2 separate regions of the Homo sapiens genome follow, and region 1 is linked to region 2. Evidence: chromatin contacts called from ENCODE Hi-C or POLR2A ChIA-PET data. All regions are on one chromosome and are shown on one strand. Each heading gives the region's core, a stretch centred on a gene start or an enhancer-like site at or near the end of the contact. The rest is flanking DNA. Distances are from core to core; before and after follow the strand shown. Region 1 overlaps LOC105375026 (a long non-coding RNA gene). Region 2 holds the start of UQCC2 (ubiquinol-cytochrome c reductase complex assembly factor 2).

Evidence for each region. Hi-C counts contacts between places; a loop is a spot of excess contacts on that map. ChIA-PET counts read pairs that join two places held with the same protein, here RNA polymerase II (POLR2A). Pooled maps may share reads with other maps.
Region 1: a loop to region 2 is called in a pooled map, with 2.4 times the contacts of the local background. The contact joins the enhancer-like site here to the promoter of UQCC2 in region 2. A Hi-C loop is called at or near these places in 2 of 168 maps with a recorded cell type or tissue (both naive thymus-derived CD4-positive, alpha-beta T cell), 1 of 37 single-sample maps with no recorded cell type and 9 of 50 pooled maps. POLR2A ChIA-PET finds 5 or more read pairs at or near these places in 3 of 52 experiments (T-cell, activated CD4-positive, alpha-beta T cell and activated T-cell).

What each region holds. Positions count from the first base shown.
Region 1 is chr6:33,909,982-33,917,018 of GRCh38, forward strand. LOC105375026 (a long non-coding RNA gene) reads left to right here. Exons shown (of 3, transcript NR_187841.1): 2 at 4,107-4,230; 3 at 4,476-7,037. Among named protein-coding and RNA genes, the nearest start is that of MIR7159, 14 kb to the left of the region's middle. RefSeq lists enhancers at 4,660-4,729, 4,870-5,019. Within about 2 kb of position 4,895, at least 3 of the 41 ENCODE cell types and tissues checked have a DNase peak (open chromatin) inside an H3K27ac peak, as active enhancers do.
Region 2 is chr6:33,710,175-33,716,530 of GRCh38, forward strand. UQCC2 (ubiquinol-cytochrome c reductase complex assembly factor 2) reads right to left here and starts at 1,526. Exons shown (of 4, transcript NM_032340.4): 1 at 1,375-1,526. The coding sequence starts at 1,512. It overlaps LOC124901304 (a long non-coding RNA gene), which reads right to left and starts at 1,275. Exons shown (of 3, transcript XR_007059548.1): 1 at 1,134-1,275; 2 at 521-677. RefSeq lists enhancers at 122-1,019, 1,046-1,095 and a silencer at 4,238-4,532.

The sequences.
Region 1 (7,037 bases), core at 3,645-6,144, 200 kb after region 2:
CTCACCACTGACCAAGGCCAACGCCTGAGTTCTTCCACTCGCCTTCATCGATACTCCACGCCAACCACTCCGTGTCAACACTTGCTTTTCTAGCCTGGTGGCACTTGTGGAGAGATTATTACATACTTGCCTTTTCTGCTACGCCCCAGGCCTGTCAGTTGTCAGATTAGGCAGATCAATTTTGTTGTTGCCTCCCTCTTTTTGAATGCCTTTCCATGTCTTCCTGATCACTGATTGTCACAGGGTTGGTGGCCATCAGAATCTCATGCAGTTTGATGCTGATTTGTATTTTTTTCCTATTTTGGTTGAAAAACTGCCCTGATTCACGCTTCACTCCCAGCAGCTTAGAGCCATTCGTCCAGCCTTTGCGTTTGGTCTCAGAGCCCCACTGTGTCTTGCAGCTTGCAATGGAACTGAGGATGTACAGGAGAGTAGGATGAAAACACTGGGGCTGAAATGCACATCTCCAGGCATGGGGTGGGAGGCATAGAATGGAACTGCTGTGTGACCAGAAACAGCCTCAGGCCTGTGGAGAGGGCGGCAGTGGACGCTTGCTAAGTGTGGATTGATTTGGAGCTGGAGATCCTGGAATCCAGGAGCAAGTGAATAAAGGGGCTAAGGAGATAGCGAGGGGGAGGCCGAGAGAAGCAGCCTGAGAAGATGCAGACCTCCATGGCGGTTCAGGCCAGCTCAGGGAGGCTGAGGGACGGGCATTGGGCCTGGGGGGGCAGGGGGGAAGGATGCCTGGGAGATGAGGCCCACTTTTGGACCACATGTGACCAAAGGATCAGCAATCCAGTAGAAACCTGTCTTCTGCAGCCACTCTTTTGTAGCTCTGCAGGCTGCCTACTCTGGGGGCCTTGTCTCTGGCTGTGGCTCCAACTCCTGCCCTCCCCTCCCTACCTGCTGCCTGCCTGCCTGCACCAACCACAGTCCATGTCAGCCCATTCCCAGGCAGGCGGTAAGCACCTCTTCCCTGGAAACTAAGGTGGACACACACTGCCTGTCTCCCTCTGACTGTCCCCAAATCCAGTGACCTGAGCTCCTGCAGCCAGAGCCTCTCCCGACCCGTTCCTTATCCCAGCAGCTCTCAGCTGGTGTGGACTCACAGGCCAACCACCACAGGCTTTGGAGGCACACAGAGGACCACAGAGGCAGAGCCTCATTTCCCGCTGGATCGTCCTCTGCCCGGTGCTAGGGATTCCATGGTGTCATTCAAGAGTGCTGCGACATTTTTTATTCTTTGGTATCTAGGAATCTGCGACTTCCCACTTTTCTTTCTCATTCTCTGTCCACTCTTTAAGGCCTGGCTGGAGCCCTTCCCCTTCACGAAACCCCTTTTGTCCACTCCAGCCCACACAGTCTCCCCAGTCCACTTTTTTTGCAGCCCAGATTCATTTAGCCTTTATTATGCTCAGTTTAGGCGTCACTCTGTTTTACTCTCTAAGAGTTCCCTAGGCATTCTTTTTCTTTCTAGCAAGATGATAAACTTCTTGAGGACAAGACGTTCTGCCCCACCACCCCCCTCCTGACCTGGGGGGATAAATGAAGGGTTTTGGTAGCAATCAGGGAAGCTGGCCTACATGCTACCTGCCTGCGTATGTAATGGTGGCTGATGGTTCAATATTAATGGATACTGAATAAGCCTGGCACCTGCTGGAGACAGCGATGACATTTGCTCTCACAGCAGATGACAGGGTGATTGATGGCAGGCATCTCTGGGTGGAAGCGATGAGTTCTCCAGGGGCGATGAAGGGGTTAGACTGGGTGCTTAGGGCCCTCAAGGGACCTCAAGGGAATGTAGAGAAGCCTCAGGCAACCCAGGGTCAGGGGTGAGGGGACCAGGAAGAGAAAGTCCGCTCAGGAAGGGTGTAGGCTCGGACACTGTAGGAGGCAGATCCAAGAGGCTTCCTAAGTCAGACCTCTTGTCTAAATTGGATGGGCTGAGAGCTTTGGAGTCACTGCTTTGCATACGAGACCATGGGGACATAGAATCCGTCATTATCCCTGCCAGCTCAGCTCAGAGGTCAGAACTGAGGAGGGAAGTGGTCAGGTTTAGGGTACAGGGAGAGAAGGTAGGACGTCCCCTCCAGGGCCTAGAGCTGGGGACCACAGCCAGGCTCTGGCATGCCTGAAAACAGGGCACATCGCAGGTGGTCGGTAAAGACACGTGGGATTGAACTGAACAATGAGGGATTAATAGATTCTTCTTAAAATTGTCTTATGGTTTAAGGAGGGAACAGAACAGAGTTGGAAGTAGGGGACAGGAACTCAGATGTGATTTTAGCCAGGGCTTGGTTTAAGCTGTTGTGCTTCTTCTCTTGTGATACTAGTTTGAGCCAAGGGCAGCAGGGGCTGCTCCTGGTGAGAGGACGTGGGCAGGGATCCCATCAGAGACAAGCCAGGCAGACACTGTCCAGAGAGGCCTCTCAGGAGGCCAGGACAGCCAGCTGCTTCTCCTTAAGGAGGAGGCCTCTGCTCCACCCTCCATTCCTCCTCCCCTGGGCCTCTCTCCCTTTCTCCCTGTGAGATCTTCTGCTACTCCAGCCACAGGAGGTATAGATCCATTCCCAGAACAAAAACTGTCTGGCTGCTCCTGAAACACTTTTTCTCCTATGCACTACTGGCTCATCCTCATGCCTCCAGCTCAGCTTAGACATCCCCCTTGAAAAGGTCTTCTCTGAGTTCCTGTGGCTCCTGGGCCCATGCCCAAGGCTGCCCTGTCACACTGGTCCCCGTATTTTCTTCACAGCACTTATCATTGTCTGAATTTATCTCATCCACCTCTTCTCTTTGTTGGGTATCTCTCTTGCTTCCTTAGAAGGGAAGCTCCATGCAGGGTTGTGGTCATTCTCGACCATGTTGTGCCCCAGCTTCTAGAACAGGGCCCACATAGACAGTGGCCAGTGAGTATTTGTTGAATGGATGAGTGGGTGGATGACAGCACTTGGGAAGGCACCAAGTCTCAAGTGGGGTGGGATTGGGGTGGGGTCCTAGCAAACCTCCTTGTCTCTCATCCAGGACAGAATAGAGCTGTCCTGTGGGGGAGCTGCTCACTGGGGAGAGGGCCTGTTGGGCCCTGGTAGAAAATCCATTCTGGGCCTGGGCCGGCCACTGCTTGCCCCCTGACAGATGGTATGCTAAGCAATCTGTGAAATGGGATGCAACACAAGTTTCATTTGAGCCTGAACCCCCAGAGGCAGGGAGAAGAAGAACCAAAAATGTGTAGTCCTGCTCCCCTACCCAGGCACAGGCCTGGTGCCCTCGAGGGCCAGACAGTGCAGAGGGGACTCTGAGGGTGGGGGAGAGAGAGGCGTGGTCCCCGGCCTCTGATGGAGTGGGAAGTGTGGTGCTGTGCACAGTGAACCTATGGGGTTTACTAGACAGTGGCCTGTCTAGCAATGGGCAGCAGGGAGAGAGCAGGGTTTCCAGACAGGCCTTTAGTTAGGTGCCCAGGCACAGGCAGGGCTGTCACACCTGTCTGCCCCGGCCCCCGAGCATTTTGGGGATTTTGGATGGTGGCTCACCCTGACCTCTTTCCAGCTTTAGCACGAGAGTCCCAGCCCCATTTTCTTTCCTAGCTAACTGTACCATCACTGCCACATCAGGGCCCCCAATACAATAAGGAGTTAAAGGAAAAGAGGCTACCTTGAGATCCCCCTCTACCCGCCAGCCCACAGGGTTCCCCCACCTCAGAGTTCAGGAAGTATTGGTAAATGGAGGCAGGAGTGGGGCAGGGATCCTCGGGGGAAGATCTTAAGAACTTCACCATGGAATTAGCTGATGACACTGGTGTCTTTCTTCTAAGGGGTGCCTATCCTTTTTCTATGCTTGCTAGGGAGCTTGAATCTTTTCTTTTTAAGAGAGAAAATTTCTGGGCTTGGGAAAGAGGAGCCTCAAGCTGACACTGGTCTGAGTGGGAAAATTTGGGGCTGAAGTCCTTCCCTTGAAAATGTGTCTGCTGGGCAATGCTGAGCAAAATTCCACAAAGGAGAGAAAGGGTGGAGGAGGGCAGATTGCCCTTCACCTACCTCTGCGTCTTCTTTGCCTGCCCAGCCTTAGCTGGGCCCCACACCACTAATGGAATTTCCATCCTCATCCCATAGCATCCCCAAAGAACATTCAAGTCTGAGCCTCAAGGAGCCTCTGCGACTCGGTGTCTAGATCCAGGAAATGGAGAATGAGCCGTGACTTTGGATGCTTCACTCTTGTCCATCAGGCTCGGAATTGGTGAGCATCTCCCACATTACCGTCTCCAACGGAACAAGGTGCCCCATTGGACATTTCCTCTGCATGGACCAGCCATTCTCCAAATCTGCCCCCATGTCACCCCAGCTCCCCATCGCAGTCACTTCTCACTCCTTGTCCCCTGTCCCCCTGAGTGACAGGACTTTTGCCAGTTAGGTCCTGTCCCTGTTTCTGATCTTGGGTCCATTCCCCATGGTCCCTTTCTTGCTTGTGCCTTGGGATCTCAGGCCTGTTGAAGTAGGAGGCAGGACTCAACTTCAGACCAGATTGAAGACTGGCTGACACAGAAGAGGCACCAAAAGCACCTCTCTCTCCATAAGACATGCCCACCAGTGCCATGACAGTTTACCATTGCTATGGCAATGCCCAGAAGTTCTCACCCCTTTTCCAGACATTTCTGCATAATCTACCCCTCAATTGGCATGTGATCAAAAGTGGGTGTCAAAATGACTGTGGAACTGTCCCTGAGCTGCTACTCTTGACATGCTGGTTACAGGGTAGCCCGGCTCTGCAGGGACAGTCACGGAGCTGAAAAACTGCTGCCTAATGAAGCTGTTTTCTTCTACCACCGGCTCACCCTCAAATTATTTCCTGAGCGAACTCAAGAACCTTCCTGGGCTAAGCCCCAATTTTGGGGCTCGCCTGCCCCTGCATCACAGCTTCCTCTTCTGTTCACAGCTGCAACCGCCTACTCAACCTTCTGCGGTTCCTCTCCCTGCCCCTCCACAGTGGCTGCTGATGGGAGCTCTGGCTCCCTGCGTTTTCACTATCTCCCAGTCAAATGCAGAGTCCCTGTGCAATTTAAATGCTTCTCAGCTAAGAACAGAGAAGGGGATAGCATAAGGATATTCAAAAGATTCAAGAAATCTCAAAAGTGATCACAAAACATTTGTCTCTGACCAACCAGAAACATCGACGGGTGAGAAGGGCATTTCCTCTAGCTGAATTCTTCATGGGTCTTCAGGCTCTGTTTTCACTTTGGATTTTCTGGAGTCTCCTGAAGGTTACCTGAAATCTTGTTGGTCCTGAATATTGTATGTGGAGTCCCAAGCTGCAAGAAGTCAGTGGGGCTGGACGGGAGCCAAAATCAGAGACTCAAGCAGCACAGCTGGGCCCCATTGAAAGTGAGACCAGCTGTCCCAGTTGGAAGCTGGGGTATAGAGCTGGGGATGGGTGGAGGCAGTGACAGGCTCCATGTATTGGTCATTCAGACTCCCCAGTAGCCTCAGGACCCAACTCCCACAGGTCAGAGAAGACCTGGTGGAGGGCCTTATGCAAACCTCAGTGGGTGATGCAGGAGGGAGTTTTCTGAGCAGGAATGCCAACAAAAAAGGCCTTCAAAGGAAGGCCCTGCTTGGGACAATCCTGCCTCTTTATGGTCTGGTTCACAGGTTCCCCTGGGTGGGGTAATGGAATCCAAGCTAAGGTGTCTGACTTCAAAAGTTTTCAGAAATGCCACTTTTGTAAGCATCAGGGATTGGGTTTTCTGAGATGCAAAACATCTTTGTTAAGGGGTTAAAGCATCCTTAAGCTGTTTAGGTTTCTGGGGATACATAGACTTAGGAAGTTAGAGCAGGTGAAGTTGAGGGGGATGGGAACTAAGAATTAGCTCAAAATAGTCACCAATGCAGAAACCCAGGCACTTGGGACCCTGACAGTGGGGAAGGCAGAGGAGTAACTGTGGGGACTTGGGCACCCTATTAGCAGAATGGGGTAACAGAGAAGGCAAGAATTGCTTCCCAGGAGACTGGGCTGGGAACAGGAAGGGGACTAAAATGCTGTCCCTGGCTGAAGAGTGTGGAGGTATAGAGGAGCTGGTAGCAGGGCTCTGAATCCATACACGAGAGCAAGGACCAGTGGTTTCAGGGTGGGATAGGGCTTTGATGTCTTCATGGACTTAGGGTAATATTCACCACCATGGTGAATTCCACAAAGGAGAATTCACACAAAGGTCTCGGACCAGCCAGTTTCCATGTGAAAAAGCCATCTGGGAGCAAGGGAACAAACCCAGGAATACAACTGTATTGGGGGAAATTCAGCCAGACATAGGGCAAAATTCACCCCCAATATTTCATGTAGGTTCTTTTCTATTTTCCGTAAGTGTCGGCCGGTCTGAGAAATAAAGGGACAGAGCTCAAAAGAGAGAAATTTTAAAGCTGGGTGTCTGGGGGAGACATCACATGTCGGCAGGTTCCGTGATGCCCCCCGAGCCGTAAAACCAGCAAGTTTTTATTCGTGATTTTCAAAAGGGGAGGGGGAGTGTATGAATAGGGTGTGGGTCACAGAGATCACATGCTTCACAAGATAATAAGATATCACAAGGCAAATGGAGGCAGGGCGAGATCACAGGACCACAGGACCGGGGCAAAATTAAAATTGCTAATGAAGTTTCGGGCATGCATTTTCATTGATAACATCTTATCAGGAGACAGGGTCTGAGAGCAGACAACCGGTCTGACCAAAATTTATTAGGCGGGAATTTCCTCGTCCTAATAAGCCTGGGAGCGCTATGGGAGACTGGGGCTTATTTCATCCCTACAGCTTTGACCATAAAAGACGGCCGCCCCCCGAAGCGGCCATTTCGGAGGCCTACCCTCAGGGACACATTCTCTTTCTCAGGGATGTTCCTTGCTGAGAAAAAAAATTTAGCGATATTTCTCCCATTTGTTTTTGAAAGAAGAAAAATATGGCTCTGTTCTGCCTGGCTCACCGGCAGTCAGAGTTTAAGGTTATCTCTCTTGCTCCCTGAACATTGCTGTTATCCTGTTCTTTTTTCAAGGTGCCCAGAT
Region 2 (6,356 bases), core at 276-2,775:
GCTGCCGTCCTCATCCAACCCCCCACCATCTGTCGCTTATAGTACCATAATCGGCTTCTCTCCAGCCTCTTTTTTTGTTATTGCCCCCTATAGCCCACTCACCACATACAACCAGAATAGTCTTTTAAAAAGTAAATTAGGGCACATCAGTCCCCTCACTAAACATCCCCAGTGACTTCTCACTGGCCTTATAATGAGGTCTAAAGCTAATCAGAACAGATAATATCCTACTGTGCCTGGCTCCGGACCTTCACCTTAGCAAACTCCACCTTACTTACTACCCTGCAGCCATTCTGGCTTTCTTTCTGTCCTCAAACATGTCAATCTGCCTCCTGCCTCTGGACATGTGCAGTGTCTGGAATGTCCTTCCCGCCAAGTGTACATGGCTGGCTCATCCTCTTGCCTTAGGTCTCACCTATGTGTCATCTCCTCAGAAAGGCCCCACTAATAACATTACCCTTTTATCACGCTACCCTATTTTCTATCGATCACAGTACTTATCTGTCTTACGTACACTTACCTGCTTATTGTGTCCTGAACTACAATGTAAAACTTCATGCGGGCAGGACTTCACCTGTTTAACACTGCTGTTTCCCTAGCACCGTTCCAGGCATATGGTAGGTGCTCAATAAATACGAGCTATATGAATGAATGAATCCCAGAGCTGCAGCGCCAACCTGGAGGAAAGCAAGAACATAGGCCTACTACTCACACACAGCTGCGTGAGCTGAGGACCCAAACCTGCTGCACAGGCTTACAGGGGCTCAGGAAGAACGCAAACGCTTAGCGGGGACCTGCAGAGTTAACTGGGGATTAGCTCAGTCAATACACAACACTGCGAAATAATGAGGTAATGCTACCGTGACAAGGAAGCAAAAAGCTGAGGCTGTCACCAGCTGCCACTGGTGGTGTGGGTCTCAACTCTCTCTGCACCTTGAATCACCTGGAGAGCTTTTAAAACTCTGAGGTCAAGACCCCACCCCTAGAGATTCTGCATTTGAAGTTTTTGTTTGTTTTTTGATTTGTAGAGACGGAGTCCCACTATGTTGCCCAGGAGGTCATCCTGGGCTCAAGCGATCCTCCCGCCTCGGCCTCTCAAAGAGTGCTGGAATTATAGGTGTGAACCGCCGCACCCGGCCCATCTGGAGTTTAAAAAAAGCTTCTTCGGCAATTCCAAGGTGCAGCCGGGGGAGAGCGCTGAATACAACGGGCGTCGCTATCAGTAGCTCCCTGGGGGAAAAAGGGGGTCCGCGCTCACGTGCTGCCTGGAAAGAGGGCGCGCGCATGCGCAGATCCCCCTGCTAGCGCGCTCGTTGGCCCCGCCCCTGCCTCGTCCTTTCCTCCCCTCGTCCCAGCCGCCTCCCCGCCGGTCACCTGGGTATTCTCTCCCTCCCGAAAGGCCTGTGCTACCCGCTGTCGCAGGTAAGCGCCCAAGTCCCGGCCCCGTTTGGTCTCGTCCACTGGCCATTCCTCACAGAGCTTAAGAAAACGCCGGTACCGGCTGGCCGCCATCTTGGGCCCCGCGTGTTCCCGCCTTAGCGGGAGGAGTCGGCGCCGACGAATGGCGCTTGCGCACTAAGCCTCGCCGCCTGCCTTAGGAGTGGAGCGGGAGGCCGGAGTGGGCATGCGCGACTTTGTAGGCGCACCGCTACTCTCCGTGTAGGGGCGCTGCTCGCCTTTCTCTGCAAGCCGAGCTAATTCAGTCTTCGTCCTCCTGGAACCGGCCCAGCTCCCAGGGGCAAGGCGGACGTGGAGTACCCCAGAGACAGCTTTGCGTCTCTTTTTCAATGACTGCACAAGCTTGAGACTAAAAAACCCTCCCCCGAGGCCTCCGCTGTTTTGCATAAACCAATATATTTGCATGTAAATACAGGTTACTGGATGAAAATATGTTTGAACGTTGTTCGTGGGTGCCCCCGTACCTGTCACTATCCCTTGGTACTCGGCCTCAATTCCTTCTTTAGTGCTTCCTAGTTCTTGTTCTTCTCTGCCCAGTCCCTGTTAGTATCCCTTCTGTTCCCCCCTTCCTACCCCTCATAAGCCAGACATTTTTCTCTGGGAGGCGCAGGTTTTCTAGCATGAGCAATGCCAACTGTGTTGATTCAGACTAGAAAAACTTTTTTTTTCTTTACAATTTATTATTTTGTATTGTGGTAAAATACACATAACAAAATTTACTATCTTAACCATTTTTTTTAGACAAGGTCTTGCTATGTGGCCCATGCTGGTCTCAAACTCCTGGGCTCAAGTGATCCTCCCACCTTGGCCTCCCAAAGTGCTGGGATTACAGGTGTGAGCCACCACACCTGGCCTTAACCTTTTATTTATTTATTTATTTATTTTGAGATGGAGTCTTGCTCTGTGGCTCTGTCGCCCAGGCTGGTGTTCAGTGAATGGCGCAACCTCCGCCTCCCGGGTTCAAGTGATTCTCCTGCCTCAGCCTCCCAAGTAGCTGGGACTACAGGCGCCCGCCATCATGCCTGGCTATGTTTTGTATTTTTAGTAGGGACAGGGTTTTACCATGTTGGCCAGGCTGATCTCGAACTCCTGACCTCAGGCGATCCACCTGCCTCGGCCTCCCAAAATGCTGGGATTACAGGCGTGAGCCACGGTGCCCAGCCAGCCATTTTTAAGTGTACAGTTCATGGGTATGAAATAGCACTGAATAATGTTGTGCAGCCATCGCACCATCTCCGTAACTCTTGTAAAACTGAAACTCCATACTCATTAAACAATAAATCCCCATTTCCCCCTCTCCCCCCAGCCCCTGGCAACGACCATTCTATTTTGTCTGTATGATTTTGACTACTCTAGGTACCTCATGTAAGTGGAATCCTGCAGTATTTTTGCAACTGGCTTATTTTGCTTAGCATAATATTTTCACTTCAAGGTTCATTCATTTTGTAGCATATGTCAGAATTTCCTTCCTTTTTAAGGCTGAGTAATATTCCGTTGCATGTATATACCACATTTTGTTTACACATCCATTGATAGACACTTAGGTTGCCTCCATGTTTTAGCTCTTGTGAATAATGCTGCTATGAACATGGATGTACAGACATCTCAAGACCTTGCTTTCAATTCTTTTGGTATATACCCAGAAGCGGAATTGCTGGATCATATGGTAATTCTATTTTAAGTTTTTTGAGGAACTGCCATACTGTCTTCCACAGCAGCTGCACCATTTTGCACTCCCACCACCGGTGCACAAGGGTTCCAATTTCTCCACATCCTTACCAACATTTGTTATTTTCTGGTTTTTTGATAGTAACCATCATAATGGGTGAGGGCTGTATCTCAATGTAGCTTTGACTTGCATTTGTCTAATGATTAGTGATATTGAGTATCTTTTTATGTGCTTATCAGCCATTTGTATATCTTCAGAGAAATATCTATTCAAGTCCTTTACCTGTTTTTAATCGGGTTTTTTTTTTGTTGTTGTTGTTATTGAGTTTTAGGAGTTCTCTGTATATTCCAGATATTACTCCCTTCACAGCTATGTGATTTCAGAATATTTTCTCCCATTAAAATGTGTTTGTTTTATCAAGTCTTCTCTTATATGTCTCTAGCTACATCACCATGTGGACTAATTTTTGTTCTCAAAAGACTGTCCCACCATCTGCATTTTTCATAAGAAAGCCTCAGCCCCCCGTATATCTCCACTATCCTGTATTTAGCCAAGACCATCCAATGTGTACAAAACTTTGCTTCCTCCAAACCTTTTCCTTCTTGCCTTACCTACATTTTAAAGGTGAATCTAGGAGAGTCCTGCCTTCAAGAAGTTGATGGCCAAGTCTGGGAATGTGTACATAACCAGGACACAAAGTTACAGATGACGAGAGCTTTAACTGAAGTGTTAGACAATGCTAGAGAGTTTGGAGAAACAGATGTCTGCTGTTCAGGGGAGAGTGGGAGAAGATCAAGGATGGCTCCAAGAACAGCCAGAGGCAGGCCTGGGGTGGCAATGGGAAAGAGAGGGAGGAGTTTAATTTGAGGAAAGATCAATGGGTGATTTTAACTGGAATGGCTTTAACTGTTCCGAAGATGTTAGGAGTCAAGACCATTAAAGGAAAACCTCTGGGGACCAGAATGTGTGATGCCCGCTGAGGTAAGGAGAGTTCAGGGGGAGTGGAAAATGAGGCGCCCAAGGGCACCTTCTCCAGAAAGCTCCCCTGATTAACCCCACCAGGTTCCCAGCCCAGCAGTCCCTCCTTGCTCCATCCTCACCTCATAGCCATGTAGTTTTGATGACACCCCTAAGGCACAAAGGGCAAGGATTGTATCTATTTACTTACCAAGGTCCAGGCACCTAGGGCTGTGCTGGGTGCCCCGAGGCGCTGTCATAGCCGTGGCTTTGAAGAGCACCTGACTGGTCCACATCTGTCCCAGGAGGCAGAGCCAAGGTCCCTCTGTCTTAGGCAACCAAAAAGTAACATTAGGTGGCAGCAAATGGTTTTCATGCTGCTTGAGGTACAAGGACAATGAGAGGTTGAGAAGAATGCTGGGCTCCAGAGGAAGCGCAAACAGATGCTTCCTCCTAAGGTGCTCCCTTCCCCTGTACCCTAGCTTCTCCGTCAGGCTGTGGTTGTCCCTGGTTCTGACTGCCCTGCCCACCTCTCTTCCTCCATATGGAGGTTGTTTGGCATGGTAGTTAAGTAGTAGGGTTATGGAGTCTGAGAGACCTGTTTGGAATGTAGGCTTGCTCATTCATTCATTCATTCATTCATTCATTCATTCACTTACTCACTGATCTATAGCCCTGATCACTCTATCAGTATAATTTTCTGGGGCCCAGTGCAAAATGAAAATGTAAAGCCCTTTGTTAAAAAATTGTTAAGGCCGGGCGTGGTGGCTTGTGCCTATAATCACAGCTACTTGGAGGCGGGAGGATCACTTGAGCCCAGGAGTTCGAGACCAGCCTGGGCCACATAGCGAGACCCGCATCTCCCCAAAAATTTAAAAAATTAGCTGAATGTGGTGGTGCACACCTATAGTCTTAGCTGTGTGGGAGGATGGCTTGACTGCTTTGAACCTAGGAGTCAGAGGCTGTAGTGAGCTGTGATTACACCACTGCACTCTAGCCTGGGTGACAGAGTGAGACCTTGTCTCTAAAAAAATTGTTAAGAATTTCAAGACAATAACAGCAGAGCATTAAAGCAAATGTAGCCCCTTCTGAGTGCAGGGCCCTGGGCGACTGTGCAGGCCACACACCCATGAAGCTGGCTCTGAGTTCCTGTCATGTGGTAGACAAGACAGGTGAGGGCCCTGCCCCTATGAGGACAGACAGCAACCAAGCAAACATATAATAATAATAGTGCTCTATATGTATTAGCTCATTTGCTGAATGAACAAGATAATTTCAGATGTGATAAGTGCGAAGGAGAGATCAAGGCAGAGTGCTGGGTCCACAGTGATTGGGGCAGGGGAGGGGTCAGTGGTCTGGAGGCCATCCCTGAGCAGCTTGTGAGTCACCTGAGGGGGCAGCCACGGGAAGATGGGCATGAGAGGCTTCCAGGAACAGGGCAGCAAAGGCAAAGGTCTTCAGAGCAGCCAACCCCAGGCGGGTTATTTAATTGCTGTAAGCTTCAGTTTCTTCATCTTAAAATGAGAACTATGATGATAAATTAACACCGAGTATTTACTATGTGCCAGCACAATTTTTTTTATTTTAATTTTTTATTTTTATTTTTTCTTTTTTAGAGACAGGGTCTCACTCTGTCACCCAGGCTGGAGTGTAGGAGCACAATCATAGCTCACTGCAGCCTCGAATTCCTGGGCTCAAGCGATCTTCCTGCTTCAGCCTCAGCCTCCTGAGTAGCTGGGACTGCAGGTGGCCACCACGATGCCCAGTTAATTGTTTTATTTTTTGTGGAGATGGGGTCTCGCTATGTTGCCCAGGCTGATCTCGAATCCTGGACTCAAGTAATCCTCTGGGCTTGGCCTCCCAAAGTGTTGGGATTATAGGCATGAGCCACTGTGCCCAGCCCAGGCACAATTCTAAATGCCTTACATGTATGGACTCATTTAGTCCTCACAATGGCTCTCAGATTTATGTACTACTGTTATCCTGCCATTTTTACAGAAACTGAGGAAACTGAGGCACAGAGAGGATAAGGTCACCAGCTGGTAAGTGGCAGAGCCAGGACTTGAGCCCAGGCTGGGTGGCTCAGAGCCGTGCTCTTGGCCACTCCCTCAGGCACCTCTTCAGGCCCCCTTGCAGCATTATCATCGTAAACCATGTGCGTGGTGTGTTTATACACCTGGTGTAGCCTTGGCCAGTGCCAGCACAAAGTAAGCCAACACATCGCAGTGGCTCTTATTGATCATTTTCTAGGCCCTTTTCCTTTCCCTGTGCC